2 separate regions of the Homo sapiens genome follow, and region 1 is linked to region 2. The links are chromatin contacts, found by Hi-C in ENCODE. All regions are on one chromosome and are shown on one strand. The core of a region is the stretch at or near the end of the contact, and the rest is flanking DNA. Distances in the headings are between cores, read along the strand shown.

What was found. A loop is a pair of places that touch in the nucleus more often than their neighbours do. Pooled maps may share reads with other maps.
Region 1: a loop to region 2 is called in a pooled map, with 4 times the contacts of the local background. The contact joins the enhancer-like site here to the promoter of AKAP13 in region 2. A Hi-C loop is called at or near these places in 1 of 50 pooled maps.

The regions. Positions count from the first base shown.
Region 1 is chr15:85,252,305-85,258,284 of GRCh38, reverse strand. It overlaps the pseudogene DNM1P45 and the pseudogene ADAMTS7P4. Among named protein-coding and RNA genes, the nearest start is that of MIR7706, 130 kb to the left of the region's middle. RefSeq lists an enhancer at 4,503-4,842. Within about 2 kb of position 2,069, at least 8 of the 41 ENCODE cell types and tissues checked have a DNase peak (open chromatin) inside an H3K27ac peak, as active enhancers do.
Region 2 is chr15:85,378,303-85,384,681 of GRCh38, reverse strand. It overlaps AKAP13 (A-kinase anchoring protein 13), which reads right to left and starts at 4,079. Exons shown (of 37, transcript NM_007200.5): 1 at 3,884-4,079. MIR7706 (microRNA 7706) reads right to left here and starts at 4,086; the gene lies at 4,020-4,086. LOC124903546 (a long non-coding RNA gene) reads left to right here and starts at 285. Exons shown (of 3, transcript XR_007064747.1): 1 at 285-475; 2 at 572-619; 3 at 947-1,006. RefSeq lists silencers at 3,375-3,542, 3,199-3,768, 4,149-4,228.

The sequences.
Region 1 (5,980 bases), core at 820-3,319, 120 kb after region 2:
TCCAGTGAGTAGAGGGAGTGGCCTTGGCCCCTGATTTGCTGTGTGAACCTGGGTAAGCTCTTTCCCCTCTGGGTCTCAGTCTTCCCACAGTGAGACCGGGGATGTCCCTGAAGCTGTGTGAAAACTGGGCCTGGGTGAGTCCCTGTCCCCTCCCCAGCCCTGGCCTGTCCATTCCCTGGCCAGAGGACTGCCTAGAGTGAGCAATGGAACCACAGGAAGGGCCTCCCTTCCAGGGTCCTGCTAATCCCAGTGGTGGGGGGTTTCCTGGCCAGCTGGGTCCTGGTGGAAGGGCCTGAGCTAGAGGTGGTTCTGGATATCCCAACCCCCCACCTCCAACACACACACACACACACACACACACACACACACACACACACTCACACACTTCCTGCAGCCCCAGCTGCTCTCAGCAGTGCTGAGGGCAGGAAATGGGGTGGCCCTGGAGTGTCACCTGGGCTCCCCTCACCAGCTGTGTGGCCTTGGGCTCCATTTCCCTCTCAGGGCCTTCATGTGCTGAATAAAGGGGCTGCCAAGCCCCATCCTTGCATAAGTGAGGTCTGGGCATGAAGGGCACAGCACTGCGTGGGGATCCAGGTGGTGCTCAGGGAAGGCGGCTTTTTCCCCTCCCCCAAAGCCACTGTCATCCCCAATTGCAAGGTCAGGGAGAGGGCCTGGGGCTGACCCTGCCAGTCTAAGGAATCCAGGAGCTGTGGCCTGAAGAGCTGCGGCCCCTGTGCTATTGGCTGTCTGCCCCCTGACCCTAGGACAGAGTCCTCAGCCACGGCCCTCAAGCTGGCATTCGGGGCCCCCTGCAATCTCCCCAGTCTGCCTTCTCCCCTTGTCCAATGCAGCCTTCTCTACCTGCGCTGGCTCCTGGGCAGCCCTCATTTGGGCTCAGAGTGGCCCCTGCCATGCCTCGCTGCCATGCCTTGCTACCCTGCCTCTGGCAGGGGTGGCCTTCCTGCCACAAACCCCATTACCTCAAGGCCAAGTGGCAGTGCCCCCACCCTGTCCTGCCTGCCCTCAGCACGCACCCAGCCAGCATCTCAGAGCACTCCTGTGTGCTGCCTGAGCTGGGTGCTGGCATCACATCTCTCGCCTTCATGGCTAGAGCTGGCCACAGGGAGTGGGGTGGTTATGATCCCAGGGGATGAGGACCAGATGGGGCAGAGAACAGGAACTGAGGCCCCTGGGGGCCTAGAACCAAGGACGGATGGCCCAGGAGGCTCTGGGCTTGCAAGGTCTCCCAGGGGCGGGTATGAGTGGGCTGCAGGGAGTGGGCTATGGGGGCTGGTTAGGTGGCTGAACTAGAAGCTGTCCCAAGTGAGGAGTTTTCTGCCACCAGTGAACAGTGGAGGGGCAGCTGGGAAGGTGTCTTGGACTTTGAGACCTGGAATTCCCAGGATGTTTTGCTGGTCTGTGGGACAGTTGGCGGGACAGGGGGAAAGCCGGGAAACTCCAGAGTGTGCAGTCGCTGCAGTGACACAGCATGGCCACATCCATTTGCTGTGGAGGTGGGGTTGACAGAGGAGGGAACCGAGGCCCAAGAGGTGAAGCAGCTTGTCTGAGGTCACCCCGGGCGACCAGGATGCAGGCCTGCAGATGTGCACTTTGGAGCTCTGCCTGGAGCTGGGGTGGAGGAGCCTGCCTGCGGCCTCGTGCCCTCTGCCGGGCCTGAGGGGTGTCCCTGGCACAGGGCTGGCTGCTGTCCTCCCGCTCTTCCTCCCCAGGGAGGTCTGCTGGAGTAAGCAGGGCCCAGGGGGCAGGTGGGGGCTGTCAGCAGTGGCAGTGGCATCAGGAGCAAGGCCAGGAGGCTGGAAACAAGCCACTTCCCAAAATAGCTCTGATAACCACGGGGCAGGAGGGCCCAGCCAAGCCTCAGCCCTGACAAGCACAGCCTGCAGCCGGCCTCCCTCCCCACTGGGCCTGGGCTTAGTCCCTGGTTTCCGCTGACAGCCTGTAGGGCCCACTCTCTCTAGGCTTCCTGGCCCACCTGGGAAGTGGGAGGCTGGCCTGGGAGATGCGACCTGTGACTCAGAACCCGAGGCTGTGTACAGCCCCTGTGGCTGGAGGTGGTCACGGAGGTCTGGCAGGACAGATGCACTGGGGCAGGGGGCGGTGGCGGGAGTCGGGGGCAGAGGCCGCTGCAGGTTGGCAGGAGGCCCCGGGACCGCAGTTCTGTGCCAGGATCTGTCGGGGAACACCAGGGGTGAGCAAGGATGGAGATGGGATGGCAGGGCGTCGCCCTGGGCAGGCTCTTTAACAGTCATGTGAGGGGGTCAGGGTGGGGTCTCAGGACCTTTCCTCCAGAAACCTCAGCCCAGCAGCGCCCGTTCTCGAGTCCTGGGGTCGGCCGTGAGTAGGTGGGACAGAGACACCAACAGTTGGAGACCTGCAACTCCGGTTTGGGAGCCGCTCCAAAAACCGGGGCTCTCTGCTTGGTGGGGAGCTGCTGGAGCCTCCTTAAGGTGGTTGGGGTGGGGAGCCAGGTTCTGGGTACCCCAAACCACTGGTTCTGATGCCTCTCTGACCCCCCACTCCAGGCTGTGAGCGGGACCGCCTGTCCTTCGGGTTCTGTGAGACACTGCGCCTACTGGGCCGCTGCCAGCTGCCCACCGTCCGCACCCAGTGCTGCCGCTCGTGCTCTCCGCCCAGCCACGGCGCCCCCTCCCGAGGCCATCAGCGGGTCACCCGCCACTGACAGTGCCAGGATGCACAGACCGACCGACAGACCTCAGTGCCCACCACGGGCTGTGGCGGAGCTCCCGACCCCTACGCCCTAATGGTGCTAACCCCCTCTCACTACCCAGCGGCAGGCTGGGGAGCTCCTCCCCCTCGAAAAAGGTATTTTTTTATTCTAACAGTTTGTGTAACATTTATTATGATTTTACATAAATGAGCATCTACCATTCTAAAGCACAGTGTGACTTCATCTTGGATTTGGGGAATCTTAAAAGTGAGAAACTCTTCCCCCGACCCCTCTGCCCAAAACTCCACCGCTGCAGCACCTCGGCAGGTGCGGCTTTTCACCTGCTCCTCTGGGGCAGATCTGCAGGGGGCAGCGTAGCAAACGAGTCCCTGAGAGCATGGCATCTGGTGAGGCACGGAAGGCCTCGGAAGCCGGGGGGCTGCTGCCCAGGGAGGCCTGTCTGCAGAGGGTGGGGTTCTGGGGGCAGGAAGGTCTTCTGGGCAGGGGCACAGCTTGGCCCTTACTTGCTGCCTGCCTTCAGCTCAGGCTCCCAGCCTTCCCTGGGGCCCCTCTCTGTGGTCCTCAGAGACCTGTTCCACAGGGATTGAGCCCACCTTGTCACTTGCAGGGACTGCCCCCTGGAGTGGTGGGGACTGGGGCCCCCAGGGGCACCTCCCTGGCTCTGTCTGTTCTATCTGTTGACTCTTCTGCAAAAAAGCGGGCAGAGAGGGGAAGAGCAGGCTGGCCAATTTTGCCCTACTGTGTCCCCACGTGTCCCTTCATCTCTGTGCCCAGAGATAGGGCTGGGCTAATTGCCACTGCCTTGGGGGTGGCCCCTTTCCCACCACCAGCCCAAGCAACAGGTTCCTACCATGCTGATCTATGGTCCAGCACCTTGGCACCTGCCTACCCACAGCCCCTTCCCCTCCCATAAAATCTAGTCCCATGGAGCCAGACAGTAGTGCCCACAGCAGGGAACAGATGGGCATAAAGGTGCTTTGAAGAGGGTCCTGGCCTGACCAGGGGCGGGAGGCTGGAGAAGGGGCGGACACTGTCCTCCCAGGCCCAGGCCCAGCCCTGGATCCGACCCTGGCCTCTGGCTGTGAGCCTTAGACTCAGCCGTTGACAATTTCCTCCTCAGCCCTCCCCCTGGAAGGTGTTACGCCCCTTCTACAGGTGGGGGACACTAAGGTTCAGAGGGGCCACCCTGCAGCCTACAGGGGTCACCTCTCACATTCTACTCTCCAGCGTATGACAACCCTGGACGAAAGGCAAATGTAGCCCTGGAGCCTGCATGTGGCAGCCGCGGCCGCTCAGGGCTGGGTGTATGCTGGGGATGGAGAGGACACCACTGAAAATCACTCCTGGCTGGGCGCGGTGGCTCACACCTGTAATCCCAGCACTTTGGGAGGCTGAGGTGGGCGGATCACCTAAGGTCAGGAGTTTGAAACCAGCCTGGCCAATGTGGCGAAACCCCATCTCTACTAAAAATACAAAAATTAGCCGGGTGCAGTGGTGGGCACCCGTAATCCCAGCTACTTGGGAGGCTGAGGAAGAAGAATCGCTTGAACCTGGGAGGCAGAGGTTGCAGTGAACTGAGATCACGCCTTTGCACTCCAGCCTAGGCGACAGAGGGAGGAGACTGCGTCTCAAAGAAAAGAAGAGAAAAGAAAAAAAATTACTCCTTAGGGACTGAGACCAAGAAAGAGCATCAGAAGCTGAACCCCTTGGTGAAGAGCGTCTGTCCCAGGACTTGGAAGGGAGGGAGGGGAACGTGGCCAGGGGGGCTGCCTGCAGGTGCCTGTCCTGCTGCTCCTCAACTCAACATGCTCACCTCATTTCACACCAACACGCCCCATTCTCAGAGGAGGAGCCCAAGGCTCTAAGAGGAAGTAACTGGCCCAAGGACACATGCCCTAGTGACACAGGCCCATCCTAGGTGCCGACTGCCCACCTCCAAGTTCCAGGCCACCCTGAGCAGGTGGAAGAGGGAGAGGGCCCCGAGCAGGCCCCAGCTATGGCTTTGCACAGAGAGGGCAGCCTGCCAGAGTTCACGCAGGAAAGCAAGTTGCTGGGAAGGCTAGCGTGAGTCCCAGCCCCGCTGTGCTGACCGAGGGTGGAGGAGCGTCAGGCGTGCTTCCTGTCTGTCTGCAGCAGCCAGGCTGGCCCAGCAAGACCTGGGGACCCACGCTCTGAGTCATGGGTTCCCAGGCCTTAGTCAGAACTGCCCCTGGTGGCAGTCCCTTCCAAGGGGTAAGGAGCAGGGCCTGTCGACTTGCTCCTGACCCACACACTGAACCAGTCCCTAAGAACATCATCCTGGGCATGCCGTACCTGTCGTGCAGTCTGAGTCATGCTGCCAGGGCAGGTATCCAGCTCCCAGCCTGGGAGTGCTGAGAGCCAAATCCACTGCAAAGCAGGGCTGATAGTCAGGGTCCCACCTCATCTATCTGTCGGCAATCCAGTGGTATCTAGGTGAGAGTCCCATGCACACGGTCATCCCACAACACACTCCACACTCCACAGGCCAGGCGGGGACACACAGCCCCCTTCCCTCCCTCCCAGGTACCACCATAGCTGCTAGTGTGTGACCGAAGGCAGGGTCCCTGGCCCCCGCTGAAGCACTATCGCCGACCAGCAGGCTCACACACCTTGGCCTGTTGCTCCTAGGGGTCGCCTGTGCTATTCAGCCAAGGGGACCACAGTGCCTGCTGGCCCAGCTGAGCTCCGCCTAGCGAGCCCACCTGCCTCTCCTGCCATGGACTCTCCCTCTTCTGCTTTTCCCAGCAGGAAGGGCCCAGCCTCACCTATGCAACCTGCAGCCCCACCCCCGCCAACCAGTTGAGGCTCCCCTCTTAGACTTATAAGTCTATGGCCAGTGGCATCCGGCTACCTGCCCTCCCTGCCTTCCCCAGGGTCCCTTCAGAGGACCCTGGGATTTCGGACCACCCAGAGGGGCCTCTGGCACTCACTCCAGTCATCCATCCCTTATAGCTTCACCATTTTTGGTTCAAGCAGTGTTCCCTTTCTATCAGGCCTGGTGGCTGTTGGGTGGGGCTCCCCAAGCAAGAGGTGGCCCTGGGCCGTGAGTTGGAAGACAGGGTGACCAGAGAAGAGAGAAGCCCGAGGGGGCTGAGCATTCATCTGAACTATGGGTGGACTGCCTGGGTGCCATGAAAGAGGCCAGCGTGTGTGGGGTGGGGAGGGCCGCCGCAGCCCCCAGGCACTACCTATGAAGCTCCGGCTTCTCCCTCCATCTCCCTCCCCTTTCCCTTCCAGCCCCTCTTTTCC
Region 2 (6,379 bases), core at 2,830-5,329:
ACAGTGGCATGATCTCGGCTCATTGCAACCTCCACCTCCCGGGTTCAAGCGATTCTCCTGCCTCAGCCTCCCAAGTAGCTGGGATTACAGGCACCTGCCACCCTGCCGGGCTAGTTTTTGTATTTTTAGTAGAGATGTGGTTTCACCATGTTGGCCAGGCTGGTCTTGAACTCCTGACCTCAAGTGATCCGCCCGCCTCAGCCTCCCAAAGTGCTGGGATTACAGGCGTGAGCCACTGCGCCAGGCTATGAAACAAACTTTCTTCCACCCACAGCTTTCTCGTCTCTCCCCATTTACAGCAGTAAGACAGCCTAACCTGGGAAAGAGAGAGGGAAGCTACTTCCAAATGGATGCCTGTCCCCATCAGTAATAACCAAGTCTATTCAAGTGCCAGATGTTAACTTTAAAAGAAGGGAACATCAAAAGTCCAACTTTCTTCGCCTAGCTTTGTCAGGAATGTTTTTACCCTCAATCTGTAAGTGTGACCAACTGTAATTTTTAAAGGTTTATCCTCAATCTGTAAGTTTGATCAAATATAATTTTTAAAGGTTTACTATAATCTCTTCATCAGAAAACTAATGGAAAGATGGAATAAAATCTAAAGAAATGTCCTTAACAGGTAAATATTTCTAGAATGTATCTACTCCATCTAGGTAGTGTAAGTATTCTAAACTATGCTAGTATAACTGATTTAAATCACTGCCTTCTTCTGTAAATGGTGTCACCTTTAAAGTGTTATCTTGAAGAGGAAGTGAGTGATTTGCTCATGTCTCTGTACTGAACTAACACTGTTAACACCCAGTCCAGCTCTACCTTAAACAAGTTTGAGAAATACAGACACAATCCACACTTATTTGCCAAGACTAAGGTAAAATAAAGTTGGAACTCATATCCTCTTATGACTGATGTACTGAAAACAATCCATCTCTCACTGTTGCCCAAATAGCATAGTCACAAAGAGCTCTACCCTACCAAGCCACTCTGCAAGTCCCACTCTCAAAGGAAGACTCACAGGTGACTGAGAAGATAAACTCGCTATTGTTTCCATTATCCTTCAGTTCATCTGGCACCTTTGAAGAAATAGACTTCGATAAGACTCACAAGTCTCAAGGCCCCTTCTTTATGAAAGAAATAGCTAAACCTCTACACTCAGAAGCATCAGACTTTTAAGAATGCTTAAGTCATGTAAAAATGTACCAAAATTATTATCATTACAGCTACTAGGTAATAGCTGCCTACTCCATGTTAGATACTGTAGTTAAGTACCTCACATAGTTTCACTGATTCCTAAGAACACTGTTACTAACGCTTATGGAGTAGGAAACTGAAGCTCTGAGAGGCTATGCAACTAGTCAATGGAAGTGTGGAGATCTGAACGCTACCTAGTTCCAAAGGGTGTACTTTTTTCTAAAATTTCTAATTTTTTTCCAATTTCACAATGGAGGGAGAGTTGTGACTAGATTTGTCCAACAATTTTAATAATTTCACTGGCTGGGTGGAGTGGCTCACGTCTGTAATTCCAACACTGTGGGAGGCTGAGGTGGGAGGATGGCTTGGGTCCAGGAGTTAGAGACAACTGGGCAACAGTGAAGATTCCGACTCTAAAAAAAAACAATAATAATTTCACAAAAAGGGGGGGGCTGATTTCTAAATTGGAACCTCTTGTTGAAATCCTTAGAGCGCTAGTTAAACCCACTTCTTTTCAAAAAATAATTGACAGATTAAAAAAAGGTTAGAAATCCTTTTAAAGTAAATGTCATCACAGATCTGCAAGTGAACTGTCATTCTGGACAGGTCCCCAGTTAGTGGCTCTCTCCTGTGTACGCTAGCTACCACTAGGCAGTAAAAATAATTTACCCAATTCAAACACGTACCGTGCCTGCACTATGTTAAGACTACCGGCAAAGAGGGTAAAAAGCTAAATAAGGTCTATCACAGCCCTCAAGGAGTTAAAGGACTAGAGGAGGAGTCCATTTATAGTATAGTATGTGTGCAGTTACCATTTAGTCAAGGCAAAAGAAGTGTGAGAAATCCTAAAACAATAGTACCTACAGTATAACATGCCATCACCGCCCAGAGAAGGAAAGCAACTAGTGCACTCGTCACGTCATGTTGTAAGTAGTACTTGCTTACATTATGTCCCTCCCTGACAATCCCTTCCAACCTCTGTCAACCTCCTTCCCCACAATCACACACACAAAACCACACAACCAGGAAGGGAAGCCATGGAGCGAGTACTGTGAATCCTAAAAGCGGCTCTGTAATTTAAAAGTGCAATGGCTGTACCTGAAGAAAATTTGTCTTTAGCTTCATCAGGTGAAGAAAATTGGTTTTATAACACAAGGCCCACCAAACCAGAAAAGCCCAGGAACGCTTCTCCACAGGACTCACTTAGCACGAGAAATCACTCTGAGCAAACTGACACACACAGTATTTCTCAAATTTTTCTTTTTCATTTAGCAGATGGTAAAGGAATACAACTGAAGTTAACAATAAATGACACTCTGGCCATTTTGCTCCACTATGAATGACAGACATTTAAGCTAGTTCCATCTGGGGAACTGAAACAGAATCATGTTCATATAATAAGCCACACAAACCAAATTAAGTGTAATATGTGCACCCAAACTTGACAAAACTTGTACTTAATGCAGCCTGCAAATCCCCAAGAGTCCACGACAGAATACAAGAATAGTAACAATGATTTATCTCAACTGATCTTAGCTTCTTCACAAACTTGCCAATAATGACCTTTCAAGAACTGCACCGTTTGTCCTCATCTGCGCAATCCAACAGTTCAGAAAAACTGAAGAAAATGCTTCTTCTAAAAATAAAACACTTGTTGTGGGGGGGACTACTAACAAAAAAAAAGGCACACTGGTTTTTACTGTACTGAAGCAATAAACTCTCCAAATAACTTCATTAAGGAGTGTCATTAGCAAAGAATGAACACCAAAATACCGCTCAATCCAATTTTCATTGTGAATTCCGGGATCTAGAAAATTAAATGGGACGGTATCACTCTGCTATAAGAACTATTTCCAAAACAAAACAAACCTATCTACCCCCTTTCTTGATTTTTTTTTAAAAAGTTTTAGGGTTTTTCCTTTTTTCAACTTCACATACTTCGTGGCTTTGCAAAAAAAAAAAAAAAAAAAAAGCAGTAAACCGTATTTACCAAAAAAAAAAAAAAAAGTTTTGTTTGGTATCAAAGTATAGCTGCAAGCTGAGCCGGCTGGCTGCACGGGTCCCAGAGCGCGTGGGGACCGCACGGGTCTCCTGGGCCGCTCGCCTGCGACCCGCGCGGGTCAGCTGGGCCGCACCCCCGAGAAGCCGCGGAGAGGCACCGACAGGCAGGCGCGGCCCGACGTGTTTACCGTCCGCGTCGACCCCGGGGAGCCGCTCCCTCGCGCCCGCAGCACTTGTTCACGGCGCGGACTCCACGGCGGGGACTCCACACCGCGGCCGCCCGCCCCAGGGGAGGAGTGAGCCCGCCCCGGCGGCGCCGACCCGGGGACCCGGGGCAAGGATTCGGGGCCTCGCTGGGGGCGGAGCGCCTGAGGTAGCATCGGCGGCCGGGCGCGCCCCCCACCCGGAAAGCGGCGACGGCCTCTAAGTTGGGCTGCGGAGTGGGAGGCGCGCCGAGCCCCAAGCAGACAATGCGGGAGAAGGGCGATGCGCAGGGAGGAGGGGTCCGCAGACCTGAGGTCCCGGCGCCGCCCGGCGACCCGTCTGTCCAGCCCGCCCCCGAAACCCCCGCAGCCCCCGCCCCTCCTCCGGGGCCCGCCCCACCGAGCAACCGCAGGGGACTGGCCGCGCTCCGCGCCCCGACCCACAAATCACAAAACTTCCCCCAACTCCGCCAACTAAGTTGCGCTCTCACCGTGCGGCTCCCGGGGCTCCCCCGCGGGCCGAGCTGGGACAACTCTTCACCTTCGCCGCGGAGAAAGACAATAGGCGGCCGCTCCCCCGGAGGCGGCTAAAGCGGCGGCGACCGAGGCGAGCAATGGGCACGGCAGTCTCGGCAGAGCACAGGCGCTTCACCGCGGCTGCTCGGGCTCCGCGCTGGCCCTGCACACAGCTCCAGTCCGCGCATGCGCCGAAAGACGCTCGGGAGGGTGGGCGGGGCACGCGGGAAGGCGGTAACGCCTGCGAGTCCTCCCGTGAGTACACGCGGAGCAAGAACTGCGAGCTGGGATTGCACGGCAGAACTGCCCATCTCGCTGCATGAGACCAATAGTAAGGCTCCTGGACGGGGCACTCAGGTTGCTAAGGGAGGCTGAGGTTGACCGCCGCTGCTGCTCGGCGGCAAAGTGATCAAAGTAGGGTGGCTGGCAGAGGCTGCTCTGGGAAATGCCCACCCACGGTCTCCTCTCCGCCCTGTCTCCAGAAACCGCCCTTCCTCTGTGTACTGGTGGTTACCTGAGCTGCAGCACTTAACCACACATCGTGAAATGATTTACTCCTCTATTTCCCCCACTTCAACTCAGGAAGTGGGGTTTAGTCTTCTGTGTCCACAGCCTAGGACCGTCTAAGGTATTAGGTATTAAATATAGGTATTAAACAAGTGTTGGATGGATGCACGGCGCTATGGCGGAATCACAATTGTGACAGTGCATTCCGTGAACTTCTGGCTACTCGATCACCACAAAGTCATTCCGTGTTCGAGCTGCAAAGGACCTCAAAAATCATCTGGTTGCTTTGGGAAACAAAATGTGGTCCGTGTACCAATGGTGCCGGTAACCACCGGCCCACAGAGGAAGGGCGGTTTCTGGAGACAGGGCGGAGAATATATTAGTTGGTACACGAAGAAACTTCTTTTTTCAAATAGTTAAGTGTTTTTAGTGCGCATTAGGAGGGAAATGCCTATCACGTCAAACCACTGTTTCATTAATGTTATTTCTTAGGTCAAATAAAAAGTGGCAAAAAACGAAAGCACTTCAAGAAAAGTGTTAAGTAAAAAACTGAGACAATTTATATGCAGTTGAAGAACGTGTAAAACTAGTTGATAGTGATTGAAGTAAGAACAGCGGTTAGGTAGGAGGAGAAGATTATTGGCTGGGAAGGAGGAGGAGGGAACCCTCTGGGGTGCTGGTTCTGTATTTTGACCTGGGTGATAGATAACAAAAGTATATACATGAATAAAAAATACATCCAGTGCACTTTAGTGCACTTTGCACATTTTAAACATGTATTTTTAATGTCAGTTTTCAAAAATCTGGTACAGGATATTACCCCCCCGCCCCCAAAAGAAAAGCAAAGATGCAAATGACTGCCATTTGGGAAACACTGATCCAGGCGGCTCACTAGCAGTGACCAAACACCTGAGAAAGGGTATTGTGAATACCTGATGTGTGTGCCAGGAACTTCCATTGTTGAATAGCTCCAAATCTCAGAAATGCTCCTAATGTTGAGCTCTGGTGCTCACATATATTTTCTCTTTTTTTCTTTTTTCTTTTTTTTTTTTTTTTTTTTTTTGAGGCAGAGTTTCACTCTTGTTGCCCAGGCTGGAGTGCAATGGTGCAATCTCAGCTCACTGTAACCTCCACCTCCAGGGTTCAAGCGATTCTCCTGCCTCAGCCTCCCAAGTAGCTGGGATTACAGGTACCCACCACCACACCCGGCTAATTTTTTTATTTTTAGTAGAGACAGTGTTTCACCATGTTGGCCAGGCTGGTCTCAAACTCCTGACCTCAGGTGCTCCACCCACCTCGGCCTCCCAAATTGCCGGGATTACAGGCATGAGCCACCGCACCCGGCCCTATTTTCTTAAGTAACCCTCACCGAATGGCTTTAAAAAAAAAAAAAGAAAAGAAAAGAAAGGCCAAACATGCCCAGTTCTTCATGTGAAATTATTTCTGTATCACTTCATCATGCTGCTCACCCTCTTCCACTGTTCTCTAATCTGTCCTTGTTGATTTTTAAAAACTGGCACAAGGCCTGGCGCGGTGGCTCACACCTGTAATCCCAGCACTTTGGGAGGCTGAGGAGGGCAGATTGCTCGAGCCCAGGAGTTCGAGACCAGCCTGGGCATCAATTGAAACGCCATCTGTACTAACAAATACAAAAATTAGCCAAGCATGGTAGCCCAAATCTTAGCTACTTGGGAGGCTCAGGTGGAAGGATTGCTTGAGCCCAGGAGGCAGAGGTTGCAGTGAGCCAAATCATGCCACTGTACCCCAGCCTGGGTGACAGAGCCAGACCCTATCTCAAAAAAAAAAAAAAAAAGGCTGGCACAGAGAGAGAAGCAGCCTATCATGAGCCGGTCACTTCTCAAAGAACCTGAGTCTTCTGTGAAGCAAGAGTGCTAACCAAGAAAATCACTTGGACCCTAACATTTGATAACCCAGTGAACTTCCCCCTTAGAACCTAGCTTGTT